Regions from separate parts of the Homo sapiens genome. Here regions 2 and 3 are each linked to region 1. Evidence: read pairs that join two places in POLR2A ChIA-PET (ENCODE). Cell type or tissue: HepG2. All regions are shown on one strand. Links, peaks and the distances in the headings refer to the core of each region. The heading gives the core; the rest is flanking DNA.

Region 1 (6,053 bases), core at 1,398-3,897:
TTCACCTGCCTGAGTTCAAAAACAATCACAAATATGGAAGGCTTGCTGAGCACTTTCATATGGCATTGTTTGTCATTGTGCACCATATGATTATTGGATATTTACAGATTTTTATTTGACAATAATTTGTATTCATTCATTCATTTTCCACCCCACTTCTTCCAGTTGCGGGTCTCAGGTGGCAGGAGCCCATCCCAGTAGCTTTCAGGGCACAAGGAAAACACCAACCCTAGACAAGATGCCATTCCACGGCAGGGCACACTCACAAACACACCCACACTCATTCATCCAGCGACCATTTAGACATGCTGATTCATCTAATGAGTACATCTTTGAGATGTGTAAGGAGACCAGAGTTCCCAGAGAAAGCCCATGCAGACACGGGGAGAACGTACCAACTCCACCCAAACAACTCCAGCTGAAAACTGATTTTTTTTCTCATCAATGTTATAAGGAAAGGACGTTGAACTGAATAAAATGACGTTTTTTGAGGACCTGTAGTCAACAAGGCAGACACAGTCCGTGTCAATAAAGAGCGCTCAATCTAGTGGCAAACCCAGCCAAAGAAAAAATGCCATGGGCCGGGTGCCGTGGCTCACGCCTGTAATCCCAGCACTTTGAGAGGCCGAGGTGGGAAGATCACCTGAGGTCAGGAGTTCTAGACCAGCCTGGCCAACATGGTGAAACCCCATCTCTACTAAAAAAAATTTAAAAATTAGCCGGGGGTGGTAGCGGACGCCTGTAATCCCAGCTACTTGGGAGGCTGAGGCAGGTGAATTGTTGAACCCAGGAGGCGGAGGTTGCAGTGAGCCAAGATGGCGCCACGGCACTCCAGCCTGGGCAACAAGAGCGAAACTCCATCTCAAAAAAAAAGAAAAAAGAAAAAAAAAAAGCCCTGGTTTGGTGGTTAAAAGCACAGAGGGTTTTGTGGGGCCGGGAGACAAAAGTGGCACCCAATCCACTGGCAAGAGAAGGTTTGGTTTCTTGTTTCTTTTTTAGACGGAGTCTTGCTCTGTCACCCAGGCTAATTTTTGTATTTTTTTTAGAGACAGGGTTTCACCGTGTTAGCCAGGATGGTCTCGATCTTCTGACCTTGTGATCCGCCCGCCTCGGCCTCCCAAAGTGCTGGGATTACAGGCGTGAGCCACCGCGCCCAGCTTGAGAAGGTTTGGTTTCTGTCTGGAAATCTCATTTTGTGGAGGAAGCAAGCACAGGAAAACAATGAGAAAAAAATGCAGGAAATAACAGGCGGCTGTGGTATTATTGGGTGTCACATTGGCAGTTGTTGAAAGATTATCAATCCCAGGCTCCAGTATTCCTAACAGGCCCGAAAGCCAGCCCCAGGACCACTAGAGCATAGGTCCTCTCTTAAGGCAGGGAATAGCCCAGGACCCTTACTGTTTCATAGGGCTTTCAAAGAATCAAGGCCCCCACACGGGCGCAGTGGCTCGCGCCTGTAATCCCAGCACTTTGGGAAGCCGAGGCGGGAGGATCGCAAGGTCAGGAGTTCAAGAGCAGCCTGGCCAATATGGTGAAACCCCTTCTCTACTAAAAATACAAAAAAATTAGCCGGACATGGTGGCGCATTCCTGTAATCCCAGCTACTCGGGAGGCTGAGGCAGGAGAATTGCTTGAAACCGGGAGGCGGAGGTTGCAGTGAGCCAAGATCAGACCACTGCACTCCAGCCTGGGTGACACAGTGAGACTCCGTCTCAAAAAAAAAAGAATCAAGGACCCTGCACACAGAAGAGAATAAAAGCCCTACCCAAGCAGAGGCCTGGGGTTCCTGCAAATTCTGTAGCAGCCTACAGGAGCTCCCCTCACACCTTGCCCCTTGGCTAAGCTCAATCATAAATAGCTCACTGGTTTCCAGCCTGGGATCTCCCATCCCTGCAAGGAGCCCACCTCCTCACTCTGACTTGCCCTCCTCCTGGAGCAGGAAGGCGGGTGGCTGTCAGGGGCCTGAGAGGAGGGGAGGAGAGGGCAGGAAGCAGCATCACTAGGAGCCTGGCCTCTGTGGACTGCATTACCCACAATCCTAGAGCATAGATCTACAGAGAAGGCTGCTGGGGGCCTGCAGCCCTAAGTGGGAAAACAAGCCAAGAGGTATCCTAGGCTCTAAGTGTGCAGCCCAGATTCTGAGACCCAGTTTTTTCCCAAACCTACCTCCTGGACCTTTGAGATTCTCTCCATGCACCCTATTCACAGGCATTCAGCCAACCTGGGGCTGTGGAGACCCACAAGGCTCCTTAAATTTTGGATTTGCAGCCACTGTGTGTGTGTGTGTGTGTGTGTGTGTGTGTGTGTGTGTGTGTGTGTGTTGCGCCTGGAAGCCACTGTGTGTGTGTGTGTGTGTGTGTGTGTGTGTGTGTGTGTGTGTTGCGCCTGGAAGCCTGTGAGTGATTTTATTCTGGATCAAGCCCAGAGGCTGCTTGGCCCTAAAAGGCCCTTCTCTGACATATTCACCCACTCAGCCCCAAGCTCTGAGCTTTTCTTTCCCTGCCTTACCTGTGGCAGAACAATCACAGGCTCACAGGCGGGTCTAGCTGGCCACATGGGGACTTGCTTGTCTCCTCCCCAGCAGAAAGCTGGACTTTGTGACAGCTGTCCTGCTGGAACATGGGGGGAGGGGGCTCGGGAACTGTTGCTGGCAGCCCTCTGTGCTGAGATCCAGTCCCTGTTTGTGACCTTTCTCATGGCAGATCAGATCAGGGTAACCACATGGCTGGGCCAGGTTTGTTTCTGGAGGCGCTGTCGGGAGGGCCTGTAGGGGCTTGCTGGTTCTTTCAGTGGTGGATAAACCAGAGCTGTCAGGCTGAGCAGGAGAGGCCCTTCTGGGTGATGGGGGCACCCAGGGGCAGTGCTCAGCCCCAACTCACTCCAGGTGTACACTTGCCCCAGCTGTGGCTCCCCTCACCCTACCCCTCCAGCTTTCTCCTGCAGAGTCAAACTACTCAAGTAGGGTTGTGGGGTCATGAGCCTCAGACCACGGGGAGCCATAGCAGGTGGAGACGTTGGGGACCAGACCTAAAGTCAAAAATGACTGTCCAAGGTGAAAAGGGACTGCGGCAGGCCTGAAACAGGATCACTCAGATAACGACACTTTGTTAAGATCCTATGATCCTAAATCAGCTCAGCAGAGGCTGGTGACCTATGGGTGGGGGTGGGAAGGATTTCCAGGAGGCCAGAAGTCTGAACCAAGTAAAGGATGCGTAGCAGTTCTTTCTGCCAGAATAGTGTGGGAAGGGTATTCCAGGCGGAGGGGGCAGCTCGGCTGAAGCCAGGGAGGTACGAGAAGCGCAAGCGGGGAGGAAGAGAGATGTCAGGGAAGACCCACTTGTCAACTCTCAGGGGAGAGCGGCCGGCGAGGCTCGGAGGCCCGTGTGGCTGGAGGTCCCGGGCTGGGGCCGCTGAAAGACCTCCGGCAGGGCGTGCTGTGCTCCGGGCTAGGGGAGAAAAGCGAGGCAAAATACGAAACCAGCGGGGACCAGCGGGACCCCCAAGTCGGCCCGTCCCGCGCCTCCCGCGCCGGGCCAGGCCCCGCGTTCCCGTCCCTCCCGCCGCTGCCGCCCCCTCCTTGGCAGCAGGTCCGCTGGCCGCGGGCTCCGAGGTTGGGCGGGCCCAGCGGACCGGGCTCCCAGCCCGCGGGCCGCCAGCCAGCCGCGCCGGGAAGGAAGCGCCTTGTATGGGCCTGGGGCCGGGAGGAAGCGCCTTGTAGGGCTCGGGGAGGAAGCGCCATACATGGCGCGGGGCGGACGGGGGCGGGCCGGGGGCGGGAGCCCGCCCGGGATGGAGCCGTTTCCGCCGGAGCCTCTGCGGGCACCGAGCCTCGCAGCCGCGGGCGGGGCGCAGGGGCGCAGGGGCTCCGGGGTTCTACGCGGCCTCGACGCCTGCGGGCCCGGTGGGAATTCCAGCAAAGCCATGCACGATCTGTGGCCTTGGGTGCAGTGCCTTCGTCTCTGAGCCTCGGGCCCTCTCCGGAGGCTGGGGTGAAACGAGAGGCTGCCGGGGGGCCCGCGTGGCGGCCCCGGGCCCTCGCAGTTGCAGGCTGCAGGAGCGGTTTCCCAGACGCCGGCTGGTCGTGCCCCTTTAGCCTCTTCCCAGCCGTCTCAGGCCCGGGAAGCCTGTACGAAGGGCAGAATGAGGAGCGGACGGCTTCGGGAGAGATCTTTCCAGAAGAAAATAGGGCACCCTGAATGTGGAGTTTTCCTTTCCAGTTCAGACAGCGAGGTTCCAGCCCCAGCGTCTCCCCTTGCCAGCCGGGTGATGCTGGGACGGGTACTCACCTTCTCCTGAGCCTGTGTCCTCATCTCCTCCGTGAAATGGGAGTGAGAGTTCCTGCTGTGCAGGTTTGTGGAGATAATTAAATGAAATGGGGGCTGTGTCAAGTGCCTGACGTGGCGTAGGTGCTTCGGCAGTGCCAGCTCCTCAGTCCTCTGTGCCCTTTCCCTGTTCGGGAGTGGGGGCCATTCTCCCTGGAAGCCCTGCCCCTTGAAGGAGACGCTCCTCCTTAGGCATCTTGGGGCCTCCTCGCCAAGACTGGGCCTTCTCCATAGGCATGCCTGTGGCCCCACTGCCCCAGTGACCTGCCATGCCCTCTTCTATCTAACCCAGAGCATAGGTAACCTCCTAGACCATCCTGTGAAGGCAGAAAGAACCTGGGGGAAGTCGAGGTTCCCATCACAGCCAGAAACTGGTATCTAGGACACCGTCCCCTCCCACGCCTGCTGTCAGTACCACACCCACACATTTCACCAAGAGATGGGTATCAATCTCAGAGAAGCATTTCCCAATCCTCGCTTGCTGGCCCTGCCCTGCCCTCATCAGTCCTGCCCATCCCGGAGTCCCACTGAAATCTAACCTGAATCCTCCTGTTCCATCCTGCTGAGCAGCAGTCCGCAGTCCCTGATAGATTCCAGGCAAGTTTGTGGACACACAATAGATGCATGTCACCCACAGCCTTGTTTCCTTTCATCCCTGTCAGGCAAGGAGGCTGTCGTTGGCATGGTAACTTTCCCTGTAAAAGTTGCAGCCCTCAAGGATGTTTTTCAATTCCAGCAGGGACACAGCTCCTTCCCGACATTGTAGACTACGGGGTGACATGTAGATGTGTCATTCTGGCCTCCCCCGGAATGGGGACATGGAGCTGGCAGCACAAAAGGATGGGTTCGTGGAGGGCAGCAAAAGGCTTAAGGGAGATGTCGATTGGATCTCTGAGGAACAGGTTCCTTCTGCCCTGTGTTCTGATACTCTGCCACCCAGAGAAACCAGTTCTGAGGCCCAGAATATTTCGGGAGACTCTTGGGATCTCATAGTGAAAGATAAACACATATCTTCGCTAGAACCAGGCCCCTGACAAATAGCATGATGCCCAGGGCTTAATTCCATAGAATAAGCTGATAAATCATAAAGCCTCCAAAATCCAGCGATTTCCTTTCTCTTCGATTCCTCTGTGGAATAAATGAATATTTATTAGCCATCTCCCGTGTCCCAGCTTCCCATACATCATTTCAACTAATTCTCTGCACAGTTCCTATGAGGGACGTATTACAACATTCATTTTGCAAATAGGGAAACTAGAATTTGGGGAAAGATCTTAAGCACCTTGACCAAAAATCACACGGCCGTGGAGTGGCAGCACCAGGGCTGGGACCCCATTCTTCAGAGCCCAACCCCGTACCTTTTCCACTAGTTCTGTGTTCCTTTATATTTGCTTCTGTGCTACAGGTAAAGATAGTCTTCCCCGCAGGCTCCAAGGCACTGCCTTTCTAGGGAGTCCTCAGCAAGGAAAGGTGGCATCAGCATCTGCCTCTGGGCCCATGTGTTCCTGTGTGGCCCTGCCTGGCACTGCAGCAGCCCCAGCAGCCCCAATCCAGAGGCTTCTCCCTGCCAGCTGCCTTGTCTCCGTCATGGAGTTTCCCCGGCAGAGGGCAAGCGGAGGGAAAGTGGTTCCCAGCTGCCAGCTTCATCTAGGCAAAATCACTTTTGAGCCAGCCCTGGCTTCCCTCAGTCCCTCCAGAGGAGCACATTCAGCTCCCCCGCAAAAAGGAGGC
Region 2 (6,053 bases), core at 1,388-3,887, 250 kb after region 1:
ATATTAGTAAAAATACTAACTCAGGTTTTTTTTGTTGTTTGTTGGTTTTTCTTTTTGAGACAGAGTTTCACTCTTGTTGCCCAGGCTGGAGTGCAATGGCATGATCTCGGCTCACTGCAACCTCTCCCTCCCGGGTTCAAGCAATTCTCCTGCTTCAGCCTCCCAAGCAGCTGGGACTACAGGCATGCGCCACCATGCCCAGCTAATTTTTGTATTCTTAGTAGAGATGAGGTTTCACCATATTGGCCAGGCTGGTCTCAAACTCGTGACCTTATGATCCACCCACTTCAGCCTCCCAAAGTGCTGGGATTACGGGCGTAAGCCCACTGCGCCCGACTTTTTTTTTTCTTTTTTGACAGTCTTACTGTGTTGCCCAGGTTAGAGTGCAGTGGTATGATCTTGGCTCACTGCAACCTCTGCCTCACAGGTTCAAATTATTCTCCTGCCTCAGCCTCCCAAGTAGCTGGGATTACAGGCACAGGCCACAACACCTGGCTGATTTTTTTGTATTTTTAGTAGAGACGGGGTTTCACCACGTTGGCCACGCTGGTCTCAAACTCCTGACCTCAGGTGATCTGCCCACCTTGGCCTCCCAAAGTGCTGAGATTACAGGCATGAGCCATCTTACCCAGCCAGGTTGTTTTGAAGACTGGAAATTATCATGACACTCAGCGTGGTGCCTGATACAGGATGGCCTTGGCCTCCCAAAGTGCTGAGATTACAGGCATGAGCCATCTTACCCAGCCAGGTTGTTTTGAAGACTGGAAATTATCATGACACTCAGTGTGGTGCCTGATACAGGATGGATACTCAGTAAATAGCAGCTATCATTATTATATACATCTGAGAGGGGACCTGTAGGTACCATGTATTCTGTTCTCTGCCCTGAAACAGTGGTGAGATGATAGGGCTGATTCCCTCTCCAATTGTGGGCTCAATTCTTGGTGACGCTGCCCCTGGGAGACTTTCTATTCAAGGTCTGAACTCCAGGCTAGAAGCTGCAGCTCTGGGTCTATTGTATAGGCCCTGAGGGACTTTGTACAAGTCGTGAAGGCAGACTGAGTCTTTTTTTTTTTTTTTTTTTTTTTTGAGATGGAGTCTCACTCTGTCACCCAGGCTGGAGTGCAGTGGTGCGATCTCGGCTCACTGCAACCTCCACCTCCCAGGTTCACGCCATTCTCCTGCCTCAGCCTCCCTAATAGCTGGGACTACAGGCACCCGCCACCATGCCCGGCTAATTTTTTGTATTTTTAGTAGAGATGGGGTTTCACCGTGTTAACCAGGATGGTCTTGATCTCCTGACCTCATGACCCACCCGCCTTGGCCTCCCAAAGTGCTGGGATTACAGGTGTAAGCCACCGTACCTGGCCTTTTTTTTTTTTTTTTTAATAGAGACAGGGTCTCACTGTCTAAAGCCAGATGGGATTGCCCAGGCTGGACTCGAACCCTGGGCCACCACACCTGGCTAATTGTTGTATTTTTAGTAGAGACGAGGTTTCGCCATGTTGCCCAGGCTGGTCTCGAACTTCTGGGCTTAGGCAAATTCACCTGCCTCAGCCTCCTGAAGTGCTGGGATTATAGGCGTGAGCCACCACGCCCAGCTGGGATCTCTTGTTCTTAGAAACTTCAGCCTCTTTTTAGCATCTCCACTTCTTTCTGGAGAAAGCCCTCTCATATCTAGAACCTGAGAGACCTGATTCAATAAAATTACACCTTCAGATATTGAGCTAGTTAAGGCCTTATCTGAGATACTGTGGGTGGGTGTGGAGGTGGAAGAGAGACAGAGACAATAATAATAATAGCTAACATGAGAGCTTAATGTGTACAAGGCACCATGCTAATGGCTTAATGAGCGTTATCTCATTTAATTTTCATAACTATCCTATTTTATTTTCCCGGTTTTACAGTGAGGCTTAGTGAGGCCAAGCAAGGTGATAGGGCTAACAAGCAGCTGATCCAGGAATGAAACTTCAATTTCCCTGACTCCTGAGCACAATCTCTGATCCACGTTGCATTTGTCCAATGTTAGGTGAGACCCCATATCCTAAATAACAACAGAAGCCAGGATAAGGGCTGTGGGGTCAGAGGGAGCTCTTTCAGACTGCAGGGATGGTTTCCTGGAAGAGAAGTTATTTGGATTAGGCCTTGAAGAATGAGTAGAGTTTATTAGGCAGAAATTGGGGGAGGGCACCTCAGAGATCAGAGTGAGCAAACACAGGGACTGGAAAGGGCAGTGTTGCAGGGAGAACAAGTAGTCGGCTGTGACTGAAGTTCTCTCTCTTTTTTTTTTTTTTTTGACATAGAGTCTCGCTCTGTCACCCAGGTTGGAGTGCAATGGCATGATCTCAGCTCACTGCAATCTCTGCCTCCTGGGTTCAAGTGATTCTCCTGCCTCAACCTCTGAAGTAGCTGGGACTACAGGCGTTTGCCATGACGCTGGCCAATTTTTGAATTTTTATTAGAGATGGGGTTTCACCATGTTGGCCAAGCTGGTCTCGAACTCCTGACCTCAAGTGATCCAACCAGCTTGGCCTCCCAAAGTGTTGAGATTACAGGCGTGAGCCACTGTACCCAGCCAGCTGTAACTGGAGTTCTGTGAGCGGAGGTACTCCCAGGTCTTCTTGTCATTCATCTTCCCACCCTGCTGTCCTGGGGGAGAGTTAACCTTTGAGTACACACCCAACTACAGGGCTGCTGGTGTGCAAGCCAGGCCCTGTGGAACAGGCAGAAGTCCCAGGGAGCTGGTGTGCAGAATTCTGGCTTGGCATGCTTGATGTCCCTGGCCATCCGTGGCCCCTTCACCCCTTAGTGACATCCCAGGGCAGAGGTCAGTCTGTGTGGGTGAGAGGATGAAGTGAGCCTGTGTCTGGGCTGGGAACAGTGACAAGCAGGATGTGAGAGCCCATCCCCCACAGAAGAATGCCTGCAAATAGCCCCTCCCTAGTGCTGACCCTGCTCCCAGTTGCTGTGGTCAGCTGAAGTGTTAGGGCATTTGTTTCTGGTCTTCCCAGACTTTGGTTGGCTTTTGGTTTCTTCCTGCTGAGCACCTACTGTTGGCTGAGTAGGGCAGAAGACAGGTTGGCACAGAGATGAAGACAAGTTTTGTCGTAGAGATGGATAAACAAATAATAGTGAGAGACATCATTATTTGAGTACTTGGTAGCTATAAAATACTGTGCTAAGAGCTTTACACGTGTATCCTTTCAAAAGATGAGCCTTCCAGCCTGGGCAACATAGTGAGACCTTGTCCCTGCAAAAAATACAAAAATTAGCCAGACGTGGTGGCCTGTGCCTGTGGTCCCAGCCACCCAGCTACTTGAGAGTTTGAGATGGGAGGATTGCTTGAGTCAGGGAGGTAGAGGCTGCAGTGAGCCCTGATTATGCCACTGGACTCTAGCCAGGGTGACAGAGTGAGATGCCATCTCAAAAAATTAAAAGCTGAGCCTCTTCACGGTCTTGTCTCCACATGGTATCAATCTGGCATCCATAATATTTGAAAAAAATATTTGAATAATGGTTGCACATTCTTTTGAAAAATATACACAGCAAAACTTAAAATCCTCTTTTCCTGAGGCCGGAGGATTGCATGAGGCTGGGAGTTTGACACCAGCCCAGGCAACATATTGAGACCCTGTCTCTACAAAAAAATTTAAAAATTAGCCAGGAGGCTGAATGTGGTGGCTCACGCCTATAATCCCAGCACTTTGGAGGCCAAGGTAGGTGGATCATGAGGTCAGGAGTTCGAGACTAGCCTGGCCAATATGGTGAAACCCCATCTCTACTTAAAAATACAAAAATTAGCCAGGCGTGGTGGTGCACACCTGTAGTCCCAGCTACTCAAGAGGCTGAGGCAGGAGAATCGCTTGAACCCGGGAGGTGGAGGTTGCAGTGAGCTGAGATGCACCACTGCACTCCAGCCTGGGCAACAGAGTGAGACTCCATCTCAAAAAAAAAAAAAAAAAAAAAAAAAAAACCAAAAACAAAGAACTAGCCAGGAATGGTGGTAGTAGTCCTAGCTACTTAGGAGGCTAGGTGGGAGGACAGCCTGAGCTCAAGAGTTTGAGGCTTCAGTGAGCCATGATGGGGCAACTGTATCTCAGCCTGGGCGACAGAGCAAGACTGTCTCAAAAACAACAACAACAACAACAACAAAACAAAACAAAAACAAAACAAAAAACACTTTTCCATCTGTCTCTATTGTATACACAAAGCAGCCCCTCATCACATCCCTTTCTTCCCTTCCAAGCTCCCCCAGAGGAGAAATTAAGGCCATGAATATATATAGATAACATTTTTTCTTTACTCATACCTAATCCAATTTAAACTTCTTCACAGCCCTGTGAAGGGAGGCACTATTGTTTCCATTTTAGTTGGAGAAACAGATGTTTAGAGGTTAAATCTTGACCAAGCTCACAAAGCTAATCATTGGCAGGTGGATTTGAAGCAGGTTCTGTGCCTACTGTGAAGTACTTATGTGATCCAGGGGCTCTGAGACCCCTGAGAAGGGGCCAAGTAATTCAGCATGGGGGGATCATTTAGGCTTCATGGAGGAAGAAATACTGGAGTCGGGCATCAAAGGATGAGGAAAAGCTCTCAATAGGCAGAGATGGGCGATATGTTTCTCAGGAAGGGTGGGAGGGAGGCCCAAGGGATAAGCATATCAGATAGTGGGATGTCAGAGAGGAGTGATCTCAGCACTACCCCACACAACGGGGTGAGCCTGACACTTAGGAGACTTGCCTCATTTCCCAACTTTGCCCCAGGGAGATTCTGCCTGTGCCCTTTTAACAGCCTCCATCACAAAGCCTCCTTGTGTCTTCTGAAAGAGACATTTTGACTCAGGCTGGCTCCCCTCCATAGGGGAAGAGAGGGAGGTCTGTGGTGAAGGAGCCCAGCAATGAACTCCCCAACAAAATACCATATGCTCAATTCCTCAGGAATTACATGTCAAGATTGTCTTAGGGAATGCAGCCCTCTAGCTGGTCAAAGAAAGCATATTGTAGTCTAAAGGACACAATGGAAAGCAGATCCAGCTTGATCTGCATTTGAGTCTCAGCAAAACCATCAGCTGGGTGAATTCAGGCAAGCTGCTTAATCTTGCTGAGCTTCAGTCTTTGGATCTAAAAAATGATGAGCCTTTTTGCTAAAGAGTGGTGCCTCATGGGTTTGTCAGAGAGGAAGAGGAAATGGCTGGCTGGGGGATATATTAATCTAATATTTTCTTCAGTGCTGGGTGTTAGGGACTTGTCAAATCTGGATTTCTCGGGTAGGAAGTAGACAGTATGTGAGCTCAGGAACTTGGGTGGAAAGGTGACTCCCAGCAAGCAAAGGGAAAAAGAAGAGGTGGTGGGTGAAGCATGGAGAGAGAGTTTCCAGTCCTGAAGTCTTAGTACCATGAGGGAACAATTCCATGAACCTCTTTGAGCCTCAGTTTCTTCACCTTCAAATGCCAATTCAGCTTCATGAATAGTGGCAGGACACTTGAATTGCTATTTCATCTATTTTATTTATTTATTGAGACAGAGTCTCACTCAGTTGCCCAGGCTGGAGTGCAGTGGCGCTATCTCAGCTCACTGCAACCTCCGCCACCCAGGTTCAAGTGATTCTAGTGCTTCCCCCTCCCAAGTAGCTGGGATTACAGGCAGACGCTACCAGGCCCAGTTAATTTTTGTATTTTTAGTAGAAACGGGGTTTTGCCATGTTGGCCGGGCTGGCCTCAAATTCCTGGCCTCAGGTGGTCCACTGGCCTCGGCCTCCCAAAGTGCTGGGATTACAGGTGTGAGCCACTGTGCCTGGCAAAGTGTTTGTATTTTACAAATGAAATTGAGGTTAAGTCCTGACCTGGTTCCAGCATATAGCGCGCGTGTGTGTGTGTGTGTGTGTGTGTGTGTGTGTGTGTAAGAGATAAATGATCCTTTAAATTACACAAAATTTGGGACTCCTGTGTTTGAATTGGCAAGAGACCAAGCCCACTGCCTCTGCTTTCTCTGCTGCCCAAGTAATTAGAAAACCTGGCCACTTGACTGAACTGGCCATCCAGAAAAAGGGAGGCA
Region 3 (6,053 bases), core at 1,388-3,887, 540 kb before region 1:
ACAACTGACTGATTTTTGACAGGTGCAAAAGTAGTTCAATGGAAGACAAATAGTCTTTTCAGCAAATAGTGGGCATCCATAAGCAAAAAATGAGCTGTCACTTAAACCTCATACCTTAAAAAAAATTAATTCAAAATAGATCATAGATTTAAATGTAAAATGTGAAACTAAAAAGAAAAAAAAAATCTTCTAGAATGAAACATAGAACATCTTTGGGAACTAGGACCAGGTAAAGAGTTCTTATGACATGGCACCAAATGTAAGATTTATAAAAGAAAAAAATTGATAAATTGGACTTCACCAAAATTAAAAAGTTTTGTTTTGTCAAATACCCTGTTAAGATGATCAGAAGATAAACTACTGGAAGGAAATATTTGCATATCATATACCAGCAGTCCTCATTTTATGTTATGTGGAATTGTGAAAATGTGCACACTGAAACTATGCAAAACAATCTTAACATAATCAAGGGAAAAATTATGATTGTTCCATGATCCTTGAAATGTTTTGCCAGACATTAAAGCAACTACATTGCTATTGGTTATAAGTATATATAGAAATGAAAAAGCAATAGTAATATTTATTTAGCACACTGTAATTTAAAACATTAGAAACATTTAGAATTATGCCGGGCACAATGGCTCACACCTGCAATCCTAGCACTTTGGGAGGATCGCTTGATTCTAGGAGTTTGAGACTAGCCTGGGCAACATAGCCCGGAAATGGTCTATGTTTTCTACAAAAAATAGTTTTTTTCTACCCCCCAAAAAAAAGAATTCTTTTTTTTTTCTTTCTTGCTTTTTTTTTTTTGACAGGGTCTCTGTCACCCAGGCTGGAGTGCAGTGGCAGGATTACAGCTCAAGTGATCCTCCCACCTCAGCCTCCCGGGTAGCTGGGACTACAGGTGTGTGCCACCATGCCACACCAAAAAATACATTTTTTTTTTTGAGACAGAGTCTTGCTCTGTCGCCCACACGGGAGTACAGTGGTATGATCTTGGCTCACTGCAGCCTCCACCTCCCAGGTTCAAGTGATTCTCCTGCCCCAGCCTCCCAAGTTACAGGCATGTGTCACCATGCCTGGTCATTTTTGTATTTTTAGCAGAGAAGGGGTTTCATCTTCTCTCTAATTTCACCTTCTCTAGTTGGCCAGGCTGGTTTTGAACTCCTGGCCTCAGGTGATCCACCTGCCTTGACCTTCCAAAGTGCTGAGATTACAGGCGTGAGCCACTGCGCCTGGCCAAAAAATTCAAATAATTTTTGTGTTTTTTGTAGACACAGGGTTTTGCCATGTTGCCTAGGCTGTTCTCGAACTCCTGGCTCAAGCGATCCACCCACCTCAGCTTCCCAAAGTGCTGAGATTATAATCTAATTATAACCTAATCTCGTTAGAAAGAAGTATGATAATTAGCCAAGAGAGAAAAGATGCTTGCTCTGTGTCACAATTTTTTTGGAGTCAGAGTCTCACTCTATTGCTCAGGTTGAAGTGGTACGATCACAGCTCACTGCAGTCTCACCCTCCTGGACTCAAGTGATCCTCCCACCTCAGCCTGAGTAGTTAGGACTATGGGCACACATCACCATGCCTGGCTAAAATTTTTAGTTTTTACAGAAAACTAAAAACTTGGCTGGGTATGGTGGCCCACATCTGTAATCTCAGCACTTTGGGAGGCTGAGGTGGGTGGATCGCTTGAGCCAGGAGTTCAAGACCAGCCTGGGCAACATGGCGAAACCCCATGTCTACAAAAAACTAAAAATTTTAGCCAGGCGTGGTGACTTGTGCCTGTAGTCCTAACTACTCACGCTGGGGTGGAAGGATCACTTGAGTCCAGGAGGGTGAGACTGCAGCGAGCTGTGATTGTACCACTGCACTTCAACGTGAGCAATAGAGCGAGACCCTGACTCCAAAAAAATTATGACATAGAGCAAGCATCTTTTCTCTCTTGGCTAATTATCATACATCTTTCTAAGTATGGATGAGCCTCCAACATTTCACCCTTCGTACTTTCAATGTTGTGAAATTTCTCAGAGAGTTCCTGTAATGTGAAGTTTTTTGCCAGTGTCATTTCATCCTTTTTATCACTTTCCTAATTTGTGTCTGTAAGTTTGCCTTTGCTGAGTCCCTCTGTCTGCACATCTAGAGCTCATCAACAGTGGCAGTGTTAACATTCCCACAGTCAGCCATTTCTTCTATAACTCCATGTACATTCAATTCAAATTTCATTGCCAAAGTTACCACCTTTCATTTATTTGCTGCGCTTTCATCTTTGCTGGCCAGTTCTCTGTTTAAAAAAATAGAATTTAAAAAATATAAATACAGAGAGTCTCACTATATTGCCCAGACTGGTCTGGAACTCCTGAGCTCAAGTTGTCCACCTGCCTTGGCCTCCCAAACTTCTAGGATTACAGGCATGAACCACTGTGTATATAACATTTTTTAAATGCCAGAATTATAAACATGGAGAATAAATTAGTGACAACCAGGGCACAGGGATGTAAGAGAGTAGCATGGGAGGATAAAGTATAACTGTAAAGGAGTAGTACATAGTAGATTATGTGATCATGGTGGGACAGTTCTCTAGCATGATTGTTCTGGTAGTTACACAAGTCTACATCTCAGGTAAAATTACATAGAATGATACACATACACACATACATGTAAGTGAGTATATGTAAAAACTGGTGAAATCCAAACAAGGTGTTTAGTCTAGTTAACAGTATGGTACCTGTGTCCTTTTCTTGATTTTGACATTGTATCCTTATGTAATATCCTTATGTAAAATGTTAACATTGAGGGAAGCTGGATGAAGGGTACATGACACTCTCTGTACTATTTTTTGTTATTTCTTGGGAATTTATAATTATTTCAAAGTAAAAGTTTTGTTTTGTTTTGTTTTGTTTTGTTTTGTTTTGTTTTGTTTTGTTTTGTGATGGAGTCTCGCTCTGTCGCTTAGGCTGGAGTGCAGTGGCACGATCTCCGCTCACTGCAACCTCTGCCTTCTGGGTTCAAGCGATTCTCCTGCCTCAGCCTCCCGAGTAGCTGGGACTACAGGTGTGAGCCACCATGCCCGGCTAATTTTTGTATTTTTAGTAGAGATGGGGTTTCACCATATTGGTCAGGCTGGTCTTGAACTCCTGACCTCGTGATCTGCCTGCCTCGGCCTACCAAAGTGCTGGGATTACAGGTGTGAGCCACTGTGCCCGGCCAAAACCTTTTTTTTTTTTTGAGGCCTTCTTGAGAGCCAGGCACACATCGTTTTTGTGAGACAGATGTCACTAGTTTCTTATTGTGCTCACTTGCCTATCATCTCACAGTTCTAGAAAGTGACTCAGCCTTCCCAGACCTCTTTGCTTGGCTTTGGCAGCCATCCAGAGACCTCTAGCTGGGTGCAGGGAGAGTATCTCATATTATTTTAGCCCAGAGAATCAGGATGTGGCGCCCCATGGATGTGATTGCTCCGCTAGGAGCTTGGTCTTTTTTAAGAGAGGCTGATTCATTTCTTTGGTTGGTGTTTCTATGGAGTGCTTGTAACTGGGGAGAAAAACCCATAGGTAATAGATGAGCAATTTGGAGCTGACAGCTGTTCATCATCCGGCTTTTTATAAATATCTGTGCCTTTTAGTTTTTCTTGGAAGACAGATACATAAGCCACTGTGACTTTTCAGACTCTCTTTATAGGCACTATCTTCTCAAATTGGGAAGAAAACAGTGTCACATGTATAAAATATTTAATTAAAGTCTTTTATTCACCTCTAATGTAACTTCATTTTTAAAGTTTTTATATGTGAGTGGAGTGGGGAAGGATTCAGAGAAAATTGTTCGAGATTTGAGTATAGTACATATAGTAATTTAGCCATTTCAAACAGTTGAACAAATTGTACACCTGTGGTTAGATTGACAGTAATGACAGTGATTTAATTTTCATCAGCAAATTGCTCCTGCTGTGACAGCTCTTACCCATAGTTTTCTATGTCCAAGTTTCCCTAAAATGTTGTTGGATTGGGTAGGGCAAGGCCAAGATAGTCTATGATTGTGAGAAGTGGAGAAGTAGGGTGTGGGTTATTCTACCTTAGGTCTCAGCTGTTTCATATGTGGTTTGAGGTTGAAGATGAACTTGCATTACTTCCCCTTAACTCAGTGGTTGTGACAAAAAGCCTTTCTATTCTTCCTGAATATTGGAAATCGGACTTGAATAAGCGAATCTTGGAACATCTTGAGTGTGTTTTTAGAGCTGAGGCCTATATAGGCAGACTTTGAGGGCTGTCTTCTCTGGGCATCTTAGAAAGTATTAGTATTTTTGATAGCATAGATGAGAGAAGACTGTGAGTCTTGGAGCAGCAGTTTTTTGAGGATGGGCATCCATGGTAGACCACAGACATCTTGGGCAGATGTCTCCAACCAATTTAATCACCTCTTTGCTGCTCTCCTTAGGCAAGGCAGGCTGAGGTAAAGCGGCTCTTCCGCCCCATTGAGGAACTGAAGAAAGACTTTGATGAGCTGAATGTTGTCATTGAGACTGACATGCAGATCATGGTACGGCTGATCAACAAGTTCAATAGTTCCAGCTCCAGTTTGGAAGAGAAGATTGCTGCGCTCTTTGATCTTGAATATTATGTCCATCAGGTACTGTATTTCTTCGTCCATAAGTCAGACTTTTAACAGCTCCAAAAATAAATCCCCCTTCCCTAAGCCCTAAGAAAATAGCATCAACATCTTTACTTCTCTCCCAGAGCACAGACTATTTTTAATCTAGTCTTGTTATCTTTTGTAGTAAGATACAGTCTTAGAGGCCAGAGCCAACTTCTTTTTCTTTTTTTGTCTGAGTCAGAGTCTCACTCGGTCACCCAGCCTGGAGTGCAGTGGCGCGATCTCGGCTCACTGCAACCTCCACCTCCTGGGTTCAAGCTATTCTCCTGCCTCAGCCTTCCGAGCAACAGGGATTACAGGTGTGCACCACCACGCCCAGCTAATTTTTTGTATTTTTGATAGAGATAGGGTTTCACTATGTTGGCCAGGCTGGTCTTGAACTCCTAACCTCAAGTGATCCACCCACCTTGTCCTCCCAAAGTGCTGGGATTACAGGCTTGAGCCACCATGCCTGGCCAGCCAACCTCTTTTTCATGTGGAGTGGTACCTTCTTTAGTACCTCTGAGGGTACCACAGAGATAAAATAGACATAGTCCTAGTTATGCAGCTTATAGCCTGGAAGAGGAAGTAATTGAATAATGAACAATTGAACAAATTAATTAAATAATGAGATAATTTAAGATTGTAATGAGGGCTCCAGAGGGTGATGTAAGAATATGTAACTGGAGAACTTAGAGCCTAGTCATGGACAATAAGGGAGGCTTCTCAGAGGATGTGACATTTAGGCCAAGCGTTATAGGATGATTGGGGTTGGCTGGGTGAAGAGGGGGGACTAGAGCAGGGGATGGCAAACTACTGCCCATAGGTCAAATCTGGCCCAACACCTCCTTTCCTAAATAAAATTTTATTGGGGCACAGCAACCCCTATTTGTTCATGCATTGTTTATTGCTGTTTTTATGCCACAATGGCAGAATTGAGTAGTTGTGACAGAGACCATATGGCTCACAAAGTCAAAAATATTTACTACCAGGCCCTTTAGAAAAAGTTTGCCAATCCTTAGATTAGAGCATTCCAGCTAGAGGAAACAACATGTGCAGAGATTCTAGGGCAGGGACAAGCTTGGGGAGATTGAGGGCCTGGAAAAGATTGGAGTGACTGGAGCACAGCGGCCTGGAGGGGAGCATAGATGAAGTGGGAAGGTTCGGGGGCTGGAGAGGTGAGGTTGGAGATATCATGCTCTTTATGATTTTAGCCTTGATCCTAAGAACCACTAGAGAGTTTGAAGCAGGGAAGTAACTGATCAGACTTATAATAACTAATATTTGTTGAGTGTTGTCATATACCAGGCACTGCTTCAAGTGCTCTGTATGCATTAATTCATTGACTTCCGTGGCTGCCCTATGAGTAGGTACCACTATTAATCCCATTTTATAACCGAGGAAAATGAGGCACAGAGAGATTATGT

The links. ChIA-PET counts read pairs that join two places held together with the same protein. Peaks named below come from ENCODE experiments on the same cell type or tissue, not always from the same donor. Only the 100,000 strongest peaks of a DNase experiment are listed, where the experiment ranks them.
Region 2: POLR2A ChIA-PET joins it to region 1 with 5 read pairs; 2 of 35 experiments call an interaction of 5 or more read pairs at or near these places.
Region 3: POLR2A ChIA-PET joins it to region 1 with 5 read pairs; 2 of 35 experiments call an interaction of 5 or more read pairs at or near these places.

Annotation. Positions count from the first base shown.
Region 1 is chr5:138,489,818-138,495,870 of GRCh38, reverse strand. LOC124901078 (a long non-coding RNA gene) reads right to left here and starts at 3,543. Exons shown (of 2, transcript XR_007058953.1): 1 at 3,338-3,543; 2 at 2,546-2,609. RefSeq lists enhancers at 2,100-2,791, 3,486-4,178, 4,179-4,872 and a silencer at 3,388-4,027. In HepG2, for the core only: no CTCF peak of the experiment used is centred there; DNase peaks (open chromatin) are centred at 2,040, 2,610 and 3,700; H3K4me3 peaks cover 1,848 bases.
Region 2 is chr5:138,242,719-138,248,771 of GRCh38, reverse strand. No RefSeq gene overlaps it. Among named protein-coding and RNA genes, the nearest start is that of GFRA3, 29 kb to the left of the region's middle. RefSeq lists an enhancer at 2,683-3,275. In HepG2, for the core only: no CTCF peak of the experiment used is centred there; DNase peaks (open chromatin) are centred at 2,201 and 2,841.
Region 3 is chr5:139,025,371-139,031,423 of GRCh38, reverse strand. It overlaps SIL1 (SIL1 nucleotide exchange factor), which reads left to right. Exons shown (of 10, transcript NM_022464.5): 6 at 4,432-4,623. Among named protein-coding and RNA genes, the nearest start is that of LRRTM2, 150 kb to the right of the region's middle. In HepG2, for the core only: no CTCF peak of the experiment used is centred there; no DNase peak of the experiment used is centred there.